2 separate regions of the Homo sapiens genome follow, and region 1 is linked to region 2. A link is a loop called in an ENCODE intact Hi-C map of the cell type or tissue named here. Cell type or tissue: ascending aorta. All regions are shown on one strand.

Region 1 (8,000 bases), 1.0 Mb after region 2:
ACAAGGCCAGGTGCGGTGGCTCACGCCTGTAATCCCAGCACTTGGGAGGCCGAGGTGGGCAGATTGCTTCAGACCAGGAGGAGTTCAAGACCAGCCCAGCCAACACAGCAAAACCCTATCTCTACTAAAAATTAGCCAGGCGTGGTGGCGGGCGCCTGTAATCCCAGCTACCTGGGAAGCTGAGGCAGGAGAATCATTTGAACCCAGAAGGTGGAGGTTGCAGTGAGCCAAGAGTGCACCACTGCACTCCAGCCTGGGCGACAGAGCAAGACTCTCTTGAAAAAAAAAAAAAAAACTCCATTAAAAAGTGAGCAAAGGAAATGAACAGACACTTCTCCAAAGAAAACGTACAAGCAGCGAAAAAACATGAGAAAACGCTCAACGTCACGAATCGTCAGAAAAATGCAAATCAAAACTGCCATGAGAGAGCATCTCACACTAGTCAGAATGGCCATTACTAAAAAGTCAAAATACAGATGCGGGCAAGGCTGCAGAGAAGAAGGAACGCTTACACACTGCCAGGGGAATGTAAATTAATTCAGCCCCTGTGGAAAACAGTTTGGGGATTTCTCAAGGAACCAAAAATAGATTGGCCAGGTGCGGTGGTTCACGCCTGTAATCCCAGCACTTTGGGAGGCCGAGGCCGGTGGTTCACCTGAGGTCAGGAGTTCGAGATCAGCCTGGTCAACATGGCAAAACCCCGTCTCTACTAAAAATACACACACACAAAATAATAATAATAATAATAGATCTACAATTCAATATAGCAGTCCCACTACTGGGTGTCTACCCAAGGGAAAATAAATCGTTCAATCGAAAAAAACACCTGCAGTGGTATGTTTATTGCAGCACTATTCACAATAGCTAAGACATGGAGTCAAACTAAGCATCCATCAATAGTGGACTGGATAAAGAAAATGTGGTGCATATACACCATGGAATACTATGCAGCCATCAAAACAAATGATATCGTGTCCTTTGCAGCAACATGGATGCAGCTGGAGGTCATTATCCTAAGTGAATTAATGCAAAAACAAAAAAGCAAATACTTCATGTTCTCACTTATACGTGGGAGCTAAACAGTGGGTACACACAGACGTAAAGATGGAAACAATACTGTAATCCCAGCACTTTGGGAGGCTGAGGCGGGAGGATCACAAGGTCAGGAGATTCAAACCATCCTGGCTAACATGGTGAAACCCTGTCTCTACTAAAAATACAAAAAATTAGCCGGGCATGGTGGAGGGCGCCTGTAGTCCCAGCTACTCGGGAGGCTGAGGCAGGAGAATGGCATGAACCCAGAAGGCGGAGGTTGCAGTGAGCCGAGATGGCGCCACTGCACTCCAGCCTGGACGACAGAGCGAGACTCCATCTCAAAAAAAATAAAAAAAAAAAAAAAGATGGAAACAATAGACACTGTGATTCCAAAGGTGGGAGGAAGCGAGTGGGGGAAGGGTTGAAAAACTACCTACAATTGGGTTCACTATTTGGGTGATGGGTTCAGTAGGAGCCCAAACCTCAGCATTACACAATATACCCAAGTCACAAACCTGGACGTGTGTGCCCTGAACCTAAAATTTTTTTTTCAGACGAGTCTTTCTGTCGCCCAGGCTGGAGTGCAATGGTGCAATCTCGGCTCACTGCAGCCTCCACCTTGCAGGTTTAAGCGATTCTTCTGTCTCAGCCTCCCAAGTAGCTGGGATTATAGGTGTGCATCATCACGCCCAGCTAATTTTTTGATTTTTAGTCGAGACGGGGTTTCTCTATTTAGGCCAGGCTGGTCTGGAACTCCTGACCCCAGGTGATCCACCTGCCTCAGCCTCCCAAAGTGCAATGATTACAGGCATGAGCCACTGCACCTGGCCTAAAATAATTGTTAAAAGTTAAAATTAAAAAGCCCATCTTTCCCTGTCCTTGGAGACCCCGACAGCATAAAATTACCAACTACACAGACACGCACATTTGCCATTGGCGGTGAATGAGAATGAGGGAAGCTACACTGCAAACAGGAGCCATCTGAAGGCAGCTGCTGCTGGTCCGGGCTCCCCATGCACAAGGGTTGGGGGTACAGGGTGGGGTCCCTTTGCTGCAGTTGTCCCTCCTGGGGCTGAGCAGCAGAACCCAAGCAGGGGAGGTGGCAGCAGCCCAGCCATGGCTGGGATCCCAGTGGGGCTCCTGGCCCAGCAGAAAGAGACCTTGGCAGGCCCAATTCCCTGCTGCAATTTGGGTCACCGTTGAAGAACAGAACAGCCAGCTAAGACCCAGGGGCATCGCCGTCAGAAATGTGATTTCTCACCCCCCACCCCTAGGCAGCTCCTAATGCTGCACAGAGAAGTTGGAAGAGGGGGTTGGAGGCCGGGCGCAGTGGCTCACACCTGTAATCCCTCGGCCTTGGGAGGCTGAGGTGGGCAAATCACTTGCGGTCAGGAGTTTGAGACCAGCCTAGCCAACATGGTGAAACCCTGTCTCTACTAAAAATACAAAGATCAGCTGGGCCCAGGGCGTGTGCCTATAATTATCTGGGCGTGGTGGTGCGTGCGTGCAGTCCCAGCTACTCGGGAGGCTGAGACACGAGAATCACTTGAACCCAGGAGATGGAGGTTGCAGTGAGCCAAGATGGTGCCACTGCACTCCAGCCTGGGTGACAGAGTGAGACTCTGTCTCAAAAAAAAAAAAAAAAGAAGAATGAGTTGGGACGGAGGTGAACACGACACCCACAAACCTACAGCAGGGACCAGCTCGGGGTCCGAATGTCGGGAAAAATCTCAGTGCGGCTTATTGATCTGGGTGGCAAAGCATCAAATATCTCGGTTAATCTGGCACCGCTCCGTTCATATTCTATTGTTGTTATCAGCCTCCAGGATTTACGGGTGTTGTCGACTTGAATTACCATCAACGGCTATATTTTTCGAGGGATTTTCTTTTCTTTTTCCTTCTTCCTTTTTTTTCCTCTGTGTGAGTGTGTGTCCGTCGGTTTCAGCCAATGAATTTCTGCTGGGAAGACTTCTAGCACCCCCTAGCTGTGGGAAGGACTCCACTGCGCTCTGTGTGTGCACGTGTGTGTTTGGCTCCGTGTGTGTGTGTGTGTGTGTGTGTGTGTGTGTATGTGGAGAGGTGTACACACATGTGTGCACACACATGTCTGTGCACGGTGGGGTGGGGGGGTGTCAGGTCCATGGTGGGGCACACGTGGGTACCGGACCCTCACTGTGGTCCCACGCACATGCACAGAGACCCCACCCCGACTGTCCTCTCCACCCTGGCCCCCCTGGTGGCCTTGTTCCCTGCAGGCTATGACTGCCAGATGTCCCCCAGCTGCACCCCACCCTCTTCACATCCCCCCAGACAGGCCCAAAGCCAGATGGGCAAACCCAGGCCCCTGGCAGACCCTCCCTCTCAGGCCCACTACCCCACTTTTCAGCCAGCGCAACAAGGAGGGGTGACCAGGACCCCCTTCCCCTCACCCAGAGTTCTGCCATCCTTGGTGACATAAGTCTCCCAGGATTAAGCCTTTCCCTGCTCTGCAGAGAAGGTGCCTCCCAGCTCCAGTCACCTCACAGGCCACAGCTTCGTGCCCCAGCCTGCTGGAGCAGGAAGGTATTGATTTCCTTTCTGCAAAAGAACATGGAGTCAAGGGGCAGGCCCCTTGCACATTCTTCCCTCCCGCCCCATGTGACCCGGAGCCCCTGAGACCTGGCACCACCCAGCAGGTCCCCAGGCCCTAAAAGCCATTCCAATAAATCCACGTGTCTTTATCCCTGAGCCAGGGCAGCCTTTGTGGAGAAGAAATGTATCTCCAGGGCACCCCCACCCACGGTCACTGAATTCCCCCGTGAGAGGGACTCCGGAGGGAGGATCCCAGGGTCTGAGCCCAGCTCCACCACTCACAACCATGTGCACGTGAGCAAGTGGCTCAGTCCCCTGGGCCGCAGGGTTTCCAACTATAAAATGGGCACAGATCTATGAAATTGAAAAACAATACTGCATATATTATTTATGGTTATGTACATATGCAATAACAGTATAAATTCCTGCAATGGAAAAATGGATAATCAACTGAGAAGGTGGCTCTTCTTCAGGAGACAGAGAAGGGGAGAGGGCTGGGTTGGAGCAAGTTGGGAGTGGGGCTTCAGTAACATCTATCATGGTCTGTTTCTTCACAAGATACCAAGAAAATACCTGCATATTGGGACCAGATAGGGCTAGAAGGCAGGTACCTGGCAGGTTCATTCTGCTACTCTGCAGTGTTCTGTATGTTTGAATTATTTTAAAAGAAGAAGATACAGCCAGGCACGGTGGCTCACGCCTGTAATCCCAGCACTTTGGGAGGCCAAGGCAGGTGGATCACCTGAGGTCAGGAGTTCCAGACCAGCCTGGGCAACATGGTGAGACCCCATCTCTACTAAAAATACAAAAATTAGGCGTGGTGGTGTGCACCTGTAATTCCAGCCACTCGGGAGGCTGAGGCAGGAGAATCGCTCCAGCCCAGAAGTTGGAGGTTGCAGTGAGCAGAGATTGAACCACTGCACTCCAGCCTGGGTGACAGAGTGAGACTCTGTCTCCAAAAAAAAGATACAAAGGTAAAATAAAGTGAGGATATCAAGCCCCCCTTCAGGACTGCAGGGAAGCTACTTGCAGGGCATTGAGCCCAGTGCCTGGTGCTTAGCCAGACCTTGTTCCATCCCATCCCCTGCCACCTGCTACCAGCACCCTACCTCATGGCACCTGCCCAGCCCTGACCCCCAGCCACAGTCCCCATCAAAACTCAGCTATCCTCCATTCCTTCCCCAAACCTCAGGAGAGCAACTTGATCAATTAATCCTCATAAGCAGGTTTGCTTGCACTTCAGGTTTGCACTTTTTTTTTTTTTTGAGATAGGGTCTCACTGTGTTGCCCAGGCTGCTCATGAACTCCTGGGCTCAAGCGATCCTTCTGCCTTGACCTCCCAAAGTGCTGGGATTACAAACCTTTTACGATAATATTATACAAATATAAAGTATGTATATCTGGCCAGGCACGGTAGCTCATGCCTGTAATCCCAGCACTTTGGGAGGCTGAGGCAGGCGGATCACGAGGTCAGGAAATTGAGACCATCCTGGTGAACACGGTGAAACCCTGCCTCTACTAAAAATACAAAAAAATTAGCCAGGCGTGGTGGCGGGCGCCTGTAGTCCCAGCTACTCGGGAGGCTGAGGCAGGAGAATGGCCTGAACCCCGGGGGGCGGAGCTTGCAGTGAGTGGACATCACGCCACTGCACTCCAGCCTGGGCAACAAAGCGAGACTCCGTCTCAAAAAAAAAAAAAAGTATGTATATCCATATATGCATCTATGTCATATATACATATTTATATCATAAATATTATAATAATATAAGATAGGGCTGGGCGCAGTGGCTCACACCCATAATCCCAGCACTTTGGGAGGCCGAGGTGGGAGGATCGCTTGAGCCCAGGAGTTCCAGACCAGCCTGTGAAACCCCATCTCTACAAAAATACAAAAAGATCAGTGAGGCATGTGGTGCATGCCTGTAGTCTCAGCTACTCAGGAGGCCGATGTGGGAGGATCGCTTGAGCCCAGGAGCAGGAGGCTGCTGTGAGTTATAATTGCACCAGTACACTCCAGCCTGGACCGTGGGGAGAGACCCTGTCTCTGGGGGGTAAAAAAAAAAGAGTATAAAATGTATTGGAGACATATTTATTTTTGTGTTATCGTCTATGTTTGGCAAGCACTGCTGGCTGCCCATAAATTATGGCTATAAAATTTCCTTTTATAATCCGTTTGTTTAAGGCGGGGTCAGGAATGGCACATTGGTGCCAGTTGGAACCCTTTGCATGCAGTCAGGGGTCCAGGTGGGCTGAGCCCGGCCTGTGCCTGCTCACTGGCCACACGCCCTGGTGCTGGGCCGGGCCACCCAGAGGATGGGGCATCTTTTTCTATGCACAAAGGCACCGCCTGCTCACTAAAATTCCTAAGGGTAGAATTTGACACCCAGCCTCCTTTCTGAGGACCCAGGAGCAAACTGCGTCTTCCACATCCTCCTCCTTCCAACTTCCCGACTCCCTTGCTGTGTGACCTCAACCGAGTGCCTGTCCTTTTCTGGGCCTGAGTAGTCTCTCCACCTGAAAATCGAAAGGTAGGAGCTAAAGATGTCTCCTGGGTTCCAAAGGCGCCCCCAGCACAGTCAGTGTGGAAGTCTCTCTTTCCCCCAGTCTCTCTCCTACACACACACACCCTGTGTCTAAACCGATGGCTTCACTTGACAGCTCCACCAGCAGAAAATAATTTCCACCAGCAGCCAATGGATTTATGCCTCACTCATCAGCCGCAGCCTGATCAACCTGTCCTAAGTCACTGAGGGAGGCAGCTGCCTTCCATCCCCCGCCACAGGCCCTGCCACGGTGCACACTGGCAGGGCTGGGAGCAGGACTGGCCCGAAAGCCCTGAGAGCCGTGGCCCCACACGTGGATTCTGGGGCTCATGGGTGCGTGTGGGTGGCACAATGGGGAGAGCACAGGGTAGGGAGGCATCCACAGGTCCTCAGGAGCCAGGACAACTCCCCACTTTACTAACGGGGGACCTGTGGCCTGCAAAGGAGACCAGGCATTCAGGGCCACAGAGGAAGCCACTACAGGGTCCAGATGCATGTCCAGGGGCCCTGCTGGGGCCACCACAGTGAGGAAGGCAGAGAACAAGCCCTAGATGTTGTTCCCAGGCTCCCAGGCAAGTCGGGGGAGGCCTGCAGCCCCCACCTGCCTGCCTCCTGAGCCCGTCTGTTCAGCCGCAAGGGAGGCCCTGGCCCTCCCAGCCCCTGTACCGGCAGGCGCAACCCTTGCACGGGAACCCTGTTCCCAGGATGCCCTCACGCCTGCCAGCCCCTCTGTGAGGCCCCTCCTCACTGGGCCGTAAGGAGACCACTGTTCTGCCGTGGCCACGGGGGTGGCGTCCTGATGGCCATCACCCCCCACCCCCAGCTGGCCGCCAGCACATTGAACCATGAGCTCGGAGCAGGGTCTGGAAAAGCGCCGCTGCAGAACCGCAGCTCCTGCAAACTTCCTGTCCCCCTTCAGATGCTCTGGGCGGAGGTGTGCTCCTCATCTCCAGTTTGCAGATGTAGAAACTGAGGCTCAGAGGCGGGAAGTGGTTTTCCAAGGCCAGGAAATGTGCAGGTGGGATTGGCAGCCAGGCCAGCCTGCCCCCGAGGTATGGCCCCTCCTCGACCACCCAGAGCAGGTGCACACAGACAGGAGGCAAAGGCCACACGGGTGCCCGTGGAGCCTCACCTGGCACTTGGCAAGGCCTCAAAAGCCCCATGCGATATATGGAAATCGGGTGCAGCGGGTTATCATGTGTCATCTGGGAACCTTGGAGAGGTGAAGGAGCTGGGGGCTCCCAACGAACCCCACAAATCATTACGCTCCCCCTCTCCCCAGGCTTCCCCCTGCAACCTGGCAGAGCTCCCAGTTCTCACAAGGAAGAGACGGGGACTCCCCTTCGCTGAGCCCTCTAGGGGCTTGCACCTAAGCAAGGCAGGAATTGCCAAACGGGGGCCGCACCCTGCCCAGAGCCCGCACTGGCAGGACCTCGAAACTTTGGGCTGGAGAAGCTCCCCGGGCGCCCATCTTTTTCTCCTGTAGGACTTGGCTGCAAGCTCCTCTTGCAGAAGGAGCCCCCATCCTGGGGCTGAGCCCACCTCTGCCCGGGCACACCCTTGTCCCCCACCTTGGGTTGGGATATAAATTAAAATTCAATTTCATTAAAGGCAGTGAGCAATCAGTCCCTGGCTGGGGCTAACAATGCCAGGCAGGGGGCCTTCGCTTCCTCTGGGCTGTAATTCACTCAGCCTCCCCCGCTCTTGTTCGCAAACTGCTAGAGCTGCACTTTCCCCCCAAATTTATGGCACTGGCAGCGTCTGGGGCCTGAGTTACAGCTGCAGGTTTGATCGGGGACTGCATTATTCTGCATCTAATCCTCACGCCTTGACAGCAAGGGCCGGTTGTTC
Region 2 (8,000 bases):
ACATTTGAATTTGAATGATATATTAGATAACAGAACTACACATAAATCAATGCGAAATTTTCAAGAGCAATGATTTTATGGTGGTTATGTTGAAGATCGCTGGAGTATTAGGGAGGAATGTCTGCAACAAATCTGCAAATGTGTCAGTCTAAAACGAGTGTGTGACAGAGCATGCAAAGAGGGAAAGAGGGGAGGGAAATGGAGAGGGGGAGAGAGGGGACTCGAAGCGGCCAAATGCTCATGGTGGGTGAATCTAGGTGAAGGGTGTCAGGTATTCAGTTAATTCACCTTACATTTCTGCAGGTTGAAATCTTCCAAAATAAAGGTGGGAGAAAAAGAGAGGGAGGGTAAATAAAGCTATTTCCAGCCTTCCAGTGGGAAATGATTTCTGAAGGAGAAATTCTATAAGGATATGAAGCCAAGAAGGATGGGCAGGACGAGAGAAGCAATGATGAGTTAAACACACTGGAAAGGCTAAATCAGCACCAAACAGGAAAAAATGACGTTGTGTTGTTATTATAACCAACCTGGGGATGAAAAACCAGATAAAACCTAAACAGCGGACCACAAAACATGAACGATGCAAGAGAAATTGAAGCCTGTTCAGGCAGAACATGTTGGTAAATTTTAGACTCTGTTCAATTACGCGTGTTAAATATTTGAGGGGAACCACTTTAAAGGTGAAAATATTTATGTAAATTTTAAAAATATACAAATGCTATTCCAGAGAATTATGGGGATGAAAATATGTAATAAAATATAAAGACACAGATTAGAAGGAGTAGCACCAACTTCAGGTTCATGGTTTCTTCAGCAAAGAGGAAACTGGGAGGAGGGTTAGGTTTTTTTGTAAAACTGCTTTCTCTTTAAAATGTTCGTATTTGTTAAATGTTAGTGTCATACACTGGTATCCGATTACAGCTTTCCACATGGCTGAAATATTTCACAGTTAGAATTTTTAAAAATTCATTCAAATGCTTTAAAATGCATGCGGTCAAGGGAATGTGTGAGGTAAGAACTGTGATTTCCACACAATGCCTGCAGCAGAGCTGTGTGCCAGGTCCGGGAAGCAGGGACAAAGCACTTCTCAGTGTGCCTGGGGTGGCAGGGGCCTGGTAACGCCCCCTATAGAGGAGTGTCAGCCTTCAGGGATGCGTGGAGATATCTGAGGGTGGGCAAGGACATCTGGGGAGAGAGATGCAGCATGGCCCACATGCTGATGGCCGACAGAGGAGGTGCTTCCACGGGGCTGCGTGGCAGGCGTGCCTGTGGAGCTGGTGCAGCTTGGACCTGGCTGAGCAGGCCTGGGAGGGAGGAGGAACCTGTCCACTGCTCAGGAGGTCAAGGCAGTGTGCCACCTCGGGAGGGCCCACTCTGCACCCGGGGACAGCTGAGGACTTTCTGAGCCTTTTCTCATTAGTCTTCCCACCAATGCTGTAGGGCAGCCACACTGCTCCCCCTTCCTAGACAAGGAAGCTGATGCCGAGAGAAAATGAGTGATTATCCTGTAAGTTGCATCTCACGTGGTAGACATAGGATTTAAATGGGCCTTTTGGCTACAAAGTTCTGCTCTCAAACAGACTTTAGCCTGTAGATGATGGGGAGATATGAAAGAACTCCAAGCCAAGGAGGGGCAAGGACAGATGTGTCATGGAAAAAGTGGAAGTGTTAAAGCGCAATATTTCTGTAGGGAGACTGAGGGTGATACATACTCATATATTAAGAAGAGCATGGAGGTTCCTCAACAGCAGATCAGGGAGGGTGAACAACTTTGCTTTCCAAAGACAATTCTCACACATTGTTTCACTTAAAGTCACCAGTAAGACTGACAGGATCACAGGAAATATGATATTTTAGTAAATTTCTCATGACTTAAATGGAAACCAAAAGGAGGCCTAAAATTGAGCTGATACGATAATAAAATGAGGTAGATATGGACTGTTTCACCTTACTATAGAATTGGGAAACCATTAACTTAGAATTTATGATAATTTGTTTACAAATTAGGCTAAAAATACATTTATTTAAAGGTAAAATATTTCCTTAAACTGATTAACAACATAAGATGTTACAGATGAATTTAGCCTAGTAAAGAATGAACTTCTTGGCACTTAAAAATGAAACAATCACCATCTATTTATTAAAACACGTTCCCAACGAGCTCTAATTACTAAGACTTAGTTTGGCAATCAAGGATGACACAAGGGGCGTGACATAATAAAACCAAAATTCTATTAATAAGTTAGTAATTCAAACTTTTTGTTAATTCGGATGACTCATTTTCATCAGTGAGAATTCCTGAGATGCTGCTCTTTTGTTGCAGTTATTTCCTTAAGGACAACAGGATGTAAAACACAAAAGACAAATGATAAAATTGGAAAAATATTTGCAATGTACCGAGTCTAAAACCAATCAGAAAAGGGCAAAGTGCATGAAAAGTGAGTAATTTTCATTGTTCCATTTTAATGATGACTTGTATTTATCATTTTCTGTATATCACTGTAAAGTTTAAAAAAGCTAGTTAGAATCTTTGGGAAAAGAGGTCTGAATGGCATCATGATGTGACATTGTACCGGACAGCAGGCTTGTCCCATGTCTGCGCTTTTTGCTCTAGTGGTTCTGTAACCTAGAAAATCTTTGCACCTGTTGGAAACCCCAACTGTGCCCGACTCTCAGGTTTCAGGTCAACTGTCGGCCCTACAATGAAGACTTTCCAGATTCTCCCTAACCAAAAATAACCTCTGTCACTGAGTAATTAAAGCACCGTATCTGCACTTCTGTTCTTCTATTCAGGCCACTTCAACTCAGGTTACATTCATGGATGTTCACATCTTCTCTCTGCCCCTGGAATATGAGTTGCTTCATGCTAATACCGTAGCACCTCAGTCATGTTGATTGGGGTGTGTGTGCACACGGCGGCTTCCTGGGTCAGTGTACTGTGCACACATGGAAGGAAAGGAGGGCAAGAAATGGAATAAGAGCAGAAAAGGAAAGGAGAAGAAAAGAGTGAGAGAAAAGAAAGAGCAAAGAGAAGAGTAAAAGATGAGAGAAAAGATAAGAAAAGGGAAATTTAAGAAAAGAAAAAAGGAAAGGAATATGGAAAGAAAGGGGATTTGATCAAAGTTCCCAAATTAACTATAACCATTTATTTCATCTTCTTCCCATTATAACACACACACACACACACACAGCTGTAAAAACAAGTTGAACTACATGGTGAGATGACTATCATTGCATTTAAATAATTTTAACAAAGTTGTTGAACATTAAGAAGAACGTGGCAAATGGGAGCACTGTTCATAACAGCCACAAGGGGGAGCAGCCCAAGTGTCCGTCACATGAAAGGAAAGACATAATATGGTCTATACATATAAGGTCATATTATTTTACCTTAAAAAAGAAGGAAATTCCAACACATACTACAATATGGATAGCCTCAAAGACATTATGCTGAGATAAGTCACACACAAAAGGGCAGACACTGTGTGTCTCCACTTATATGAGGCCTCTAGAGTAGTAGAATTCAAGGAGACAGGAAGTACAATGGTGGGTGCCAGGGGCTGGGGAAGGGGAGAATGAGAATCATTGTTTGATGGGGAAAGAGCTTCCAGTTGAGCAAGCTGGAAATGTTCTGGAAATGCATGATGGTGATGAGTGTGCAGAAATGTTAATGTGCATAATACTTCTTACTGAACGGGAGACTTAAAATGGAGAAGATGCTAAATTTTATGTTATGTATTGATATGGTTTGGCTCTGGTCCCCTCCCAAATGTCATCTCAAGTTGTAATCCCCATGTGTTGTGGCAGTGGCCTAGTGGGAGGTGATTGAATTAAGGGGTGAATTTCCCTCTTGCTGCTTTCATGATAGAATTCTCACGAAATCTGGTTGTTTGGTAAGTGTGCAGTTCTTCCCCTCTGCTCTCTCTCTCCTGATGCCATGTAAGACATGCCTTCTTCCCCTTCACCCTTCTGCCATGATTGTAACTTTCCTGAGGCCTCCCCAGCCATGCAGGACTGTGAGTCAATTCTACCTCTTCTCTTTATAAATTACCCAGTCTCAGGTAGTTATTTATAGCAGTGTGAAAACAAACTAATACATGTATATTTTGCTACAATTAAGTTTTTTTAAGTAGGTGAAGAGGACTTTTGCTTTCAGCCATGATACAGTAACAGGAATCAGATTTATTCCCCCACCTTAAACAGCTTGAAAACCAGACAAAATATGTGAAGCAGCGATTTCTGACACTGGACCACCGGCAGCACGGGACAGTGATTCCTGGGTGAAGGAAAACAAAAGAGTGTCCAGCTCGCTGCCTTGAAAGAGTTCCCAATCCAGGCTGAGGGAAGCCAGACAGATCCCAGTGGGCTTGCTGAGTTAACAAGCCAGAGTTTAGAGTCTGCGGAGGCCCAGGAGGCTAAAGCTAGTGGAGAAAAATGCCACAGAAGAGGCAGCTGTGGCAGACAGAGCTTCAGGGTCTTTTGCTGAGTGTTGATCTGTGCATACAGGTAAGGAAACTACCAAGGCCAGGAAATAACAGGAGGAGGCAACATAATCCTGACAGCCCACACAAGGCCAGGAAGAGGGTGTGCTCCTACCAGCGCTCATGCATAGGGCACTGGGTGGAATTTAAACCATCAGGCCAGCACTTCAAGAAGTATTAAGGACATGCCTTCAGGGAGAAGGAAGATGCCAAACCAAAAGCTGAATGTACACAGGGGATAAAGAACAGCAGAAATGGTCAATATGTGAGTAAATATATAAACATTTCGTTTTTCATTTTTTAAAATGTCTTTAAAACTTAGAAAATCAGTAAACAGAAGACTTGAACGGGACTATCAACCAGCTTGACCTAATTGATATTTACAGAACACTCCACCCAACAACAGCAAAATACAAATTCTTTTTAAGTGCACACAGAACATATGCCAAGATATTCTGGGCCATAAAACAAATCTCAATAAATTTAAAAGGATTGAAATCATGCAGAGTATGTTTTCTGGCCACCGCAGAATTAAATCAGAAATCAGTAACAGAAAGTTATCTGGAAAATCGCCAAAGAGTTAGAACTTAACAACACACTTATAAATAATCCATGGGTGAAAGGAGAAAATGCAAAGGGAATTAGAAGATATTTTGTCATGAAAGAAAATGAAGACCCAACATAAAAATGGGGAGATGAGCCTAAAGCAGTGCCTGGGGATACTGATGGCATCAAGCACTTACACTAGAAAAGAAGAAAGGTCTGACTTCAGGGATCTAAGTATCCACTTTACGCAACTTGAAAAGAAGAGGAAGAAGAAGAAGCCTCAGGACAGCGGAGTGGAAAGAGAAAGGGGGCATGGGTCCTTCCGTGAGTTGCTTCTTGTCTTCCTCATCACTGCTTCGTGGTCACGAGATGGCTACACTGTCTCCAGCTTTACATCCATGTTCCAGAAGAAGGGATAGTGGTCAAATGTGGCTAGCCACATTTCCCCCTTTTTATTCTAAACAGAAAACATCCTTGGAAGCCCTACTTAGCAGACGTCCACTACATGTTGATTGGCTAGAGCTTTGATACATGGATGTCTGGCTGGAAGTGACTAGGGAATGGGCCCTGAGGCAGCCAGACTCTAATGTGTTTCTATAAAGATGAAAGCACCAATAAGCTATGAATGGTCATACAAAAGTAAGGGTTTAACATCCTCAGGCTCCAATAAATAAATATAAGAATGATTTATTACAGTGATGATGAGATGACTCTATGGGTACCAAGCCCCTTAATTACTACTTATGATTTCTTTCTTGAACTGCAATGATATCCTCCATGCCTGGTGAATATTTTGTGCTATTCTTCTTACCCTATAATAGAAACTTTTACCATATTGAGTAAAAGCAACAATATTTTTAGAGGAATGAATCAGTAAAATGTACATTAGAGACACGCTGGTAATCAAGAGTTAGGAAATGAGAGTCTTGGCAGGGCTCAGTGGCTCACACCTGTAATCCCAGCACTTCAGGAGGCCAAAGCAGGCAGATCACCTGAGGTCAGGAGTTGGCCGACATGGTGAAACCCCTTCTCTACTAAAAGACACAAAAAATTAGCCAGGCATGGTGGCACGTGCCACCAGCTACTCGGGAGGCTGAAGTACAAATCGCTTAAACTTGGGAGGCAGAGGTTGCAGTGAACCGAGATTGCATCACTGCACTCCAACCGGGGGGACAGAGTGAGACTCCGTCTCAAAAAAAAAAAAAAAAAAGAAAAAATAGTATTACTCTGCTTTAGTTTCAATACACACCTGGTGTATAGTGAAGCACATGTATCTTCTGTGGATCTGATGCCCTGATGTTGTAGCTCTCCAGGAATATGCACTGGGCGAGACCCCGGAGCATCTCTGGGCTGCAAACTGAGGCTCAGGGTTCCTTTCAGTGGCTGGACCCAGCTGGTGAGCTTCTTCCTGAACCTGCAAAGCCTAGAGGCTTTCTAAGAAGGAAAGCCCACTCCCCCACCACCCCCGGAGCCTGGCACCAAGGCCCTGCAGAGGCTGTCAGGAGCTTCCAGTACAGGCATGGATCTCACAGCTTCACTCAAACATTGTAGTCGCCAGACCTCCTGGCTCAGGTTGTTGCAGCCTCCAGTCGAGAAGGCAAAAGGGGAAGCTGTTAAATTTAGCAGGAGCCATGCACATTTTAAAACTGTTCTTAAGTTACAGGGAGAAGTAAATTAAATTTTGTGAAAGCTTTGACTTTTAATACCATCGGTAGTACATTAAAATGTTCTGAAGATTATTTATGATATATATATTTTAAAACTGGTCCAACTGCAACGATGGAAATGCATGAAAAGCTTCAAGCATGAAGTACTTAAAACACTCCTTGCCATATTTAGAATGGGGAATCTCGGGAGACATTGCTTACAAAACTTCCCATGTCTTTAGGTGACTGTATTCTCGTATCTTATACATCTCTGCAGTGCCTGGCCATTGGGAAACCAGCAGGGACATCACAGGCAGTTCAGATGAACTTCTAATTCCAGTGTAAACCTGTAAAATCCTTAATACTGGAAAATCAGTTAGACAATAAATATTCCAAGTGGCAAGTGGGTGGCCCAGGAGCCAGGGTCAGATAAGGTGAGGGTGGGGGCAGGTGACTGGGATCACGAAATCACCATCACCTGGAGAAGGCAGGGTAAGATGTGGAGAAGAGACAGATGTGGGACCCTGGGCAGATCCTGAATGTCTGTGGAGACATCTAGAATGCCATCGTGGCTGGGATAATGAACTCGAATGCCCTCACTGTTTCTTTATCTCTTAACCAGAGCTCCTGAAGGAGATTCTCAAGAGGACAGCTAGACGGGGGAGGATTGCAGAAAGCTTGACATCTACAGAATGCTGGAGAAATGTGAGGTTGCTTACCCTGAAGAAATACGGGATGACCCAGAAGGTATGGAAAGCAGGCTCAGGTACCTGAGGAGCTGCCAACTGAAATAATAACAGCTACTTGAGTTTGCATGCACCGGCTCATTTATCCCCACAACAAAACTATGAAGTTGATATTATCAGTAGCTCATTTACAGATAAGCATAGCAAGCCAACCGCGGGGGCATTAAGGATCCTCCCCCCGGCCATCCTGACCAGGAGCAGACAGTGCGATTCAGACCCAGGTGGGATGACCCCCGTGCCCATATTCCTAATCACTGTTTTGCTGCCCCAGGCAGAGGCAGAACCGGGGCCGGAGTTCACTGGTTAAGGGATCAGATTTTGACTCAACACAACAAAAAATTTCCTAGCAAAAGGCACTGTATAAAATAATTATCCTACCCACAGCCCTGAGAGTTAGATGCTGTGATGTTCACTTCACAGATGAGGAAACAGAGTCAGAGGGTATATGATGGACCCACACCTGGTAAACGGCTGCCTGGGCTTCCCGCTCAAATTGGCCTGATTCCTAAACTCATGCTCCTTCTACTGCAGCTCGGCCTCCTGGGAAGGCAGCCTGTTCCCTGCCATGTGAAGTGCGCTGG

What was found. Hi-C counts contacts between places; a loop is a spot of excess contacts. Peaks named below come from ENCODE experiments on the same cell type or tissue, not always from the same donor. Only the 100,000 strongest peaks of a DNase experiment are listed, where the experiment ranks them.
Region 1: it touches region 2 in a loop (6-fold over the local background); 26 of 110 quality-filtered maps call a loop at or near these places.

What each region holds. Positions count from the first base shown.
Region 1 is chr7:2,882,187-2,890,186 of GRCh38, reverse strand. No RefSeq gene overlaps it. Among named protein-coding and RNA genes, the nearest start is that of GNA12, 42 kb to the right of the region's middle. RefSeq lists a silencer at 2,916-2,975. In ascending aorta, a CTCF peak has its summit at 3,024; a DNase peak (open chromatin) is centred at 3,057.
Region 2 is chr7:3,892,936-3,900,935 of GRCh38, reverse strand. The region is part of intron 5 of SDK1 (sidekick cell adhesion molecule 1); the gene reads right to left. Among named protein-coding and RNA genes, the nearest start is that of SDK1-AS1, 540 kb to the right of the region's middle. In ascending aorta, a CTCF peak has its summit at 3,297 (motif pointing right); a DNase peak (open chromatin) is centred at 3,308; H3K27ac peaks cover 955 bases.